2 separate regions of the Mus musculus genome follow, and region 1 is linked to region 2. The links are chromatin contacts, found by Hi-C or POLR2A ChIA-PET in ENCODE. All regions are on one chromosome and are shown on one strand. The core of a region is the stretch at or near the end of the contact, and the rest is flanking DNA. Distances in the headings are between cores, read along the strand shown. Region 1 holds the start of Rplp0 (ribosomal protein, large, P0). Region 2 holds the start of Triap1 (TP53 regulated inhibitor of apoptosis 1).

The links. A loop is a pair of places that touch in the nucleus more often than their neighbours do. ChIA-PET counts read pairs that join two places held with the same protein, here RNA polymerase II (POLR2A).
Region 1: a map of heart shows a loop between it and region 2 (2.5-fold over the local background). The contact joins the promoter of Rplp0 here to the promoter of Triap1 in region 2. A Hi-C loop is called at or near these places in 1 of 37 maps with a recorded cell type or tissue (heart). POLR2A ChIA-PET finds 5 or more read pairs at or near these places in 1 of 5 experiments (Patski).

Annotation. Positions count from the first base shown.
Region 1 is chr5:115,558,014-115,561,241 of GRCm38, forward strand. Rplp0 (ribosomal protein, large, P0) reads left to right here and starts at 1,454. Exons shown (of 7, transcript NM_007475.5): 1 at 1,454-1,526; 2 at 1,774-1,875; 3 at 2,728-2,991; 4 at 3,086-3,228. The coding sequence starts at 1,822.
Region 2 is chr5:115,339,455-115,342,868 of GRCm38, forward strand. It overlaps Triap1 (TP53 regulated inhibitor of apoptosis 1), which reads left to right and starts at 1,777. Exons shown (of 2, transcript NM_026933.3): 1 at 1,777-1,963; 2 at 3,221-3,414. The coding sequence starts at 1,817. The coding sequence ends at 3,304. It overlaps Gatc (glutamyl-tRNA(Gln) amidotransferase, subunit C), which reads right to left and starts at 1,707. Exons shown (of 3, transcript NM_029645.3): 1 at 1,388-1,707. The coding sequence starts at 1,695.

The sequences.
Region 1 (3,228 bases), core at 204-2,703, 220 kb after region 2:
AGATGGCTCAGCAATTAAAAACAAGGCAGGAGTGAGACTGTCTCAGTAAAACAATTATCCAAATAATGTTGAACGACTGTGTGTGTATATATATAATGTGTATATATATATATATATATTATATATATATATATATATTATATATATATATATATATATATATATATATATGTGAAGAAGCTAGTTTTATGTATCGATTTTCTCCCGTATCCCTGGAAGGGAAAGCAAACGGTCAATAAAGTGGAAGTGCTTTTTAAGACAACACAGCAAGCGGCAGAACAAAGTTATGGATCCGGGTCTCATCTGGCCGCATGCCCTGCGTTTTGCCTGCTCAACAAATACTTATCTGCCCACTGTCTGGCAGGCACAGAATAAAATCTCTGCCCTGTGGAGCTTACCTTCCTGCAGGGAGAGGCTGACAAGCAGAATGTGGTGAATTATACAGCGAGTTAGATGGTGTAAGTGCTGCAGGAGAAGGTGGGAGAGTAAGGGAGAGTAGGTTTGGTTTTGCCCCCGCCCTTAAAATTTGAAATCAAGAATCAGGGCAGGTCTCCTTGAGTAGATAGCATTTGCAGCAAGATGTGGGGGAGGTGAGTTTCTCTGACCGAAGCTGGCCAGCACCATTCAAAAAGCTGTGAAGCCGGTGGTGGTGGCGCACACCTTTAATCCCAGCACTTGGGAGGCAGAGGCAGGCGGATTTCTGAGTTCAAGGCCAGCCTGGTCTACAAAGTGAGTTCCAGGACATCCAGGGCTATACAGAGAAACCCTGTCTCGAAAAACCAAAACCAAAACCAAAAAAAAAAAAAGGCATACTCTTGAAGGGGATAAAAGGGCAAAGGGATCAGGCGAGAGGCAAACACATCAGTAGGAAAGCAAGAAAACAGATTGCGACAGTGGAAACAGTCGTGTGGGACCTTGAGAATAGTCTACGTTTTAGGCGTTTACTCAGAGAAAACGGCAATCTTTGATTAACTTTGTGCGGGTGAAGATGTAGGTTTTGAAAGGAAGAACAAAACGGGCAGTGGTGGCGCACGCCTTTAATCCCAGCACTTGGGAGGCAGAGGCAGGCAGATTTCTGAGTTTGAGGCCAGCCTGGTCTACAAAGTGAGTTCCAGGACAGCCAGGATATACAGAAAAACCTAAAAAAATAAAAAATAAATAAATTAAAAGAAAGAAAAAAGAATGGAAGAACAAGAGGAGACTAGAGCATCAGCTAGGGTTTCGCAGAAAGTTGTTTTGCTGTACTGACTCGGTGACGCTGCAGGGCGGCTCCGACCCAGCAGAGGGCAGCAGGTCTGAAAGCGCGCCTCCTGCGGCCGGGTGCTGTCTTTACTTTCCCGACTTGCTGGAGTGGCAGCGGTCTCAGCCAATAGACGCGCATGTTTATTGAGTGAGGCAGGACAGTCGATGGAACCAGCCAATAGGCATGGACGACGTCGTCTTCGGGTTTCGAGGACCGCCTGGTTCTCCTATAAAAGGCACACGCGGGCATGCGGCCCGTCTCTCGCCAGGCGTCCTCGTTGGAGGTTGGGGGGTTGTTTTGTTGTGGGAGGGCGGCAAGAGCGCGGGGACGTTGCGGGTGGGAGCGATGGGCTCGGGAAGGATCGCGGCCGGGCTCTGCCCGTCCGGTCTACCGCCTGGCTTGTCGGATCGCCCGCGCTGCTGGCGGCCGCAGCCCGGGGCCCAGCTCTGGCGTGGCCGGCTTGGCCTAGGCCTGGGATCGGGGCCGGTGTTGGGGTTACCGGGCTCAAGCTGCCCCCTCTCTCTCCCCAGTGACATCGTCTTTAAACCCCGCGTGGCAATCCCTGACGCACCGCCGTGATGCCCAGGGAAGACAGGGCGACCTGGAAGTCCAACTACTTCCTCAAGATCATCGTAAGTGTGGAGCGGGCCGGGGACGCGCGGCTTCCGCCTCCGGGTCTTCCCGGGGCGGTCGTTGGCCACGCGCTTTAACAGAGTTTGGGCATCCTGGGGAAGTTCTGTAGTCTTGGGATCTCCCCCCCCCCCCCCCGCGTTCCAGAACTAGCTCGCTCACCCAGTTTTTCATCTCGTCGAGCCCTTCGCGTTTGTGCAAAGGGCTGAGACTGGAGTGATTCATCTTGTTGCCCATCTGAGACCTGCCAGTCAGGCTGCTGTTGAGTGACTTAATTACAAAAGGCCTTTGAGGTGGCTTTGAACCAGAGCTACCAGACTTTGTAGGTACCAGTCTGTTTTAGTTAACTTTTCTTTTTTTTTTCCGAGACAGAGACAAAGATTTTTGGGTCTGGTAGTACCTTTTATATTTCACAACCTAAGATCCCCCGACCTCTCTATAATTTGTTTTCTGTGCTTTTTAAGTCTGTCTCTTCCCTGATCAGAGTCACTTTGGTCACCCAGGCACGCCTTATTTAAAAAGTAAAGCTTAAGATTTACTTGAGGCAAGTCTTCCCCCTATAGCTCTGGCTGGCCTCGGATTAGCAATTAAGCCTTACCTGTCTTTACAGGTGTGGCACCACACCCAGCTAAAAGTTAATTTTTGGCTGTGACAGTAATTTTGTGATACTCGTAACCAGCAAGGAAGCTGGATCAGATAAAGACAGACGTTGGGCTCGGGTGGCTGGCTCCTAGCGAGAAGTGTCACACCTAGGGTGAAGCAATGGGGAGGTAGAGGTAGCAGGGTTTCGGGTTTTGCTGGGTATTTTTTGTTTGTTTTCCTCTCAATGTAGTTTTTCCTGGCTTCCTTCATAGCAACTTTTGGATGATTATCCAAAATGCTTCATTGTGGGAGCAGACAACGTGGGCTCCAAGCAGATGCAGCAGATCCGCATGTCGCTCCGAGGGAAGGCCGTGGTGCTGATGGGCAAGAACACCATGATGCGCAAGGCTATCAGGGGCCACCTGGAGAACAACCCAGCTCTGGAGAAACTGCTGCCTCACATCCGGGGGAACGTGGGCTTCGTGTTCACCAAGGAGGACCTCACTGAGATTCGGGATATGCTGTTGGCCAATAAGGTAAGGGGCTGGGACGATGAATGAGGATTTGGCCATTTCGGGGCTTTCACCGATGGAGAGGCATTTCACCGTCGACTACCTCTGTTCTGTTTAGGTGCCAGCTGCTGCTCGGGCTGGTGCCATCGCCCCGTGTGAGGTCACTGTGCCAGCTCAGAACACTGGTCTAGGACCCGAGAAGACCTCCTTCTTCCAGGCTTTGGGCATCACCACGAAAATCTCCAGAGGCACCATTGAAAT
Region 2 (3,414 bases), core at 527-3,026:
TTGTTTTTGACTCCTCCCTTTGTAGCAACTGCATTTCTTTAGTTTCTCCTAGAAGACAGGAAATCCTGACTCTTGAAAAAAATTACAATTCTAAAATTTTGTATGTGGCAGAGGTATGTACTATAGTGTGCCTGGGGAGGTCAGAGGAAAACTTGTTAGAGTCTATTTTCTGCCTCCACCATGTGGGTCTTAAGGAGCAGACTAAGATCATCAGAATTGGTAGCAATTGCCCTTACCCGCTGAACCCACTACCACCACCACCACTGCTGGCTCTTTAATTCTATTCTCTCCCCCAAATAAATTAATGAGATGTTTATTTGAGCATTTCCCAAGTATTTACTCAGTGCTAGACAAAAGAAAAAAAAATCCAAACATGATTCATGCTATTTGGATAAACAGAAGGGGGAAGGCAGAGAACTAACATTTAAGTAGATATGCTGTGATTAGCAGCGCTTTTGAATACCAGTAGAACCATATATTTTTTACTGTATAAAGGAATAAAAGAATTAATGGCAGTCGACAACTTAAGAGAGGAGAAGTAGGTGGGATAAGGAGCTGGTAAAAAGCAAGGACTGAAAATTGTGGGGAAAAAAGTAACAGGGAGGGAGAAGTCAAGAAGCTGAAAGAACTTGACAGTGTTAGCTTGGAGAGATGGGGAGGGGCTGTGACAGCCGAGGACCTGAGGACCTGAAGACCACGAGCACGTGTCGTGAAGATCTTGGGTGGGAAAATGACATCAGGTATCTGATGTGAATTACTGGGTAATATTAGGCAAATAGTGTTAACCTCTCTGGATCTGAGCATCAGATCAAAGACCCGAAGGTGAGAAGGACAGGAGACTAACAAGATTTAAACTTTGCAAAGCATTTCAGTGACTTCATGAAACCAATGCAATGGGTGGTAACACAGCAAGATAACCTTGGGTTCAAAGCCATTCCGCGAAATTTTAGCCAGATTCTGTCTTAAAAAAAAAAAAAAAGCCATAACTTGTTATTTGGATATCTCGTAATTAGCATATGAACTGACTTGAGGTTATACATATAAATAGTGTTTGACTTCTTCAGATATTTAATCAGATGCTCAGGAAGGCAAGTGAAAACACTTTAAGGAAATAAACCTGGTTTGTAAGCCAGTCTAGGCTGGAGGGTACTGAGGGGACAGCACCCCCGAGAGGGCGGGTAAAGGGCTCTTTGAAGTAAGGGATTCTCGGACTTGGTTCCTATTTACATCGAGACTGAGAAGACTAGAGGGTTGTAAACGAGAGTGACAGGATCAATAATGAACTAGGGGAAGAGTGAAGCCATCCTCGCGGAGACTGGACAAATTTCCAATTATGCAAAGGACCTGAAACAGCCTCAAAGGTCCGAGACCGCAGCCGGGAGTTTACCTGTCCTCCAGTACCGACTCTAGGGGCTCCACACCGTCAGTGTCCACGGCGTGCAGCTGATCCGCAAAGGCGATGGCTTTCTCTAGCCGGTCCACCGCCTCGCGGCTGCCGAAGTTCACCAGCGCCAGTCGCTCCAGATGCTCGATTACCGCGGGGGACACGCGACCGCTGCCCTGGGGGACGAGACGTGGAGCCTGGGTCCCCAGCCCCGCCGCCTGGACCTTTCCCTGTGGATTCGCTTTGGAAGCAAAGCTTCGGCCCGCGTCCAGCGGGGCCCGAAATCGCACACTCGCGGCCCGTGACCACATTTCTTTTGCTTCTCGGCCCCCGTAGGGACAGACGGTAGGGCGGCGCGCGCGCGGGGTGGGGGTGAGGGGGTGTGTGACGACATCAGAATGCGTCGCCGTCACCGCAGCTGCCATCACCGCCATGAACAGCGTCGGGGAGGCTTGCACTGACATGAAGCGCGAGTACGACCAGTGCTTCAACCGCTGGTTTGCTGAGAAGTTCCTCAAAGGGGACGGCTCCGGGGACCCGTGCACCGACCTCTTCAAACGCTACCAGCAGTGCGTGCAGGTGAGTCTCGCCCGGCCTCGCCGCAGCAGCCTGCCCTCCTCGGCCATCCCCCGAAACCGCCAGGCTGTCTCCACTTGACACACCGGGATGCCTTTGCGGTACTTTGCTTTATACAGAGTACATTAGTATTTTGTTGTTATTGCTCATTTATTTGGGATTCATTCCAAACGTGCAAGTAGCTATCATCCGTATCTTTAAAAAATTGGCGTGGCCGGGCGGAGGTGGCGCACACCTTTAATGTCCTAGCGCACGGGAGGCAGGGGCAGGCGGATCTCTGAGCTCGGGGCCAGCCTGGTCTACAGAGTGAGTTCCAGGACAGCCAGGGATATACAGAAAAACCCGGTCTCCAGAAAAAAAAAAAAAAATGTGTTCGCGTCTGCAATAAGGGTGGAGACAACTTCCGGGAGTCAGATTACTCCTTTCACATTTATATGGGTTCTGGGAATAAAGTTCAGGTCACTAGTCTTGGTGACAAGGCGTTCTATTATCTATCTATCTATCTATCTATTTTTTTCTATTATCTATATTTTACACATGGAAAAACTAGCAGTCAGAAATAGGAAGTGAATGGTTCAAAGGAACTAGAGTCTGATGACCTTGCTTATTTTGGTGGTGCGTCATTTCATTGTTATTAGGAGTGGATGGTGTTCACAGTTTTCTAGACCTAAGGTAAGGCATTGCAGAGGTCGCCTGTTTTGTTGCGATCTTTTCATTGCTCTGTTTTCCTCCGCCAATTACCTGTTGTAGCCAGTAAGATTTGATTTCAGACCAGCACTTCAAACTTAACCTAAAACTACCTCTCCATTCCAGAAGCTACCTTTAGTCAGTTCTCAGACAGGGATGGTAACTCAAGGTCACAGAGCCGATTCGGAGTGAACACTGTCACTAAGATAGAGATAGGCACCTGAACTGACCTTCAGGCCTCACCTCCCAAGAGCAGGTGTTCATACCACACAGGACTTACATTACAGTCTGTACAGTGGCACTGTTTTGTTAAAACAGGACTAAGCCGTACTCACTTTTAATCCTAGGATTCAGAGGCAGGCAGGGTGTGTGGGTCCCAGAATAGCCAGGGTTACAGAATGAGACCTTGCCTCAAAAAAAGGGTGCCCAGCTGGGCAGTGGTGGTGCATGCCTTGAATGGTGGGTTTCAAGCCCGTCCAGTTCAGTCTGGTTTACCTCTGTACCATTACACCTGTCACAAAACATGGACTGCAAGCTATCATGGACTGATAGTGCATTTTCTTCCTCCTTTAGAAAGCAATCAAGGAGAAAGAGATTCCTATTGAAGGCCTGGAGTTCATGGGCCATGGCAAAGAAAAGCCTGAAAACTCCTCTTGACCTGCCTGCCACTTGGAAGACATCAGTAAAGTGAGAGGCTTCTGGATTCTGTCAGGGAAGGCTGTGAAGCTGGCATGGGATTCCAAGATGTTAAAGGTGTTCTCCTCCAT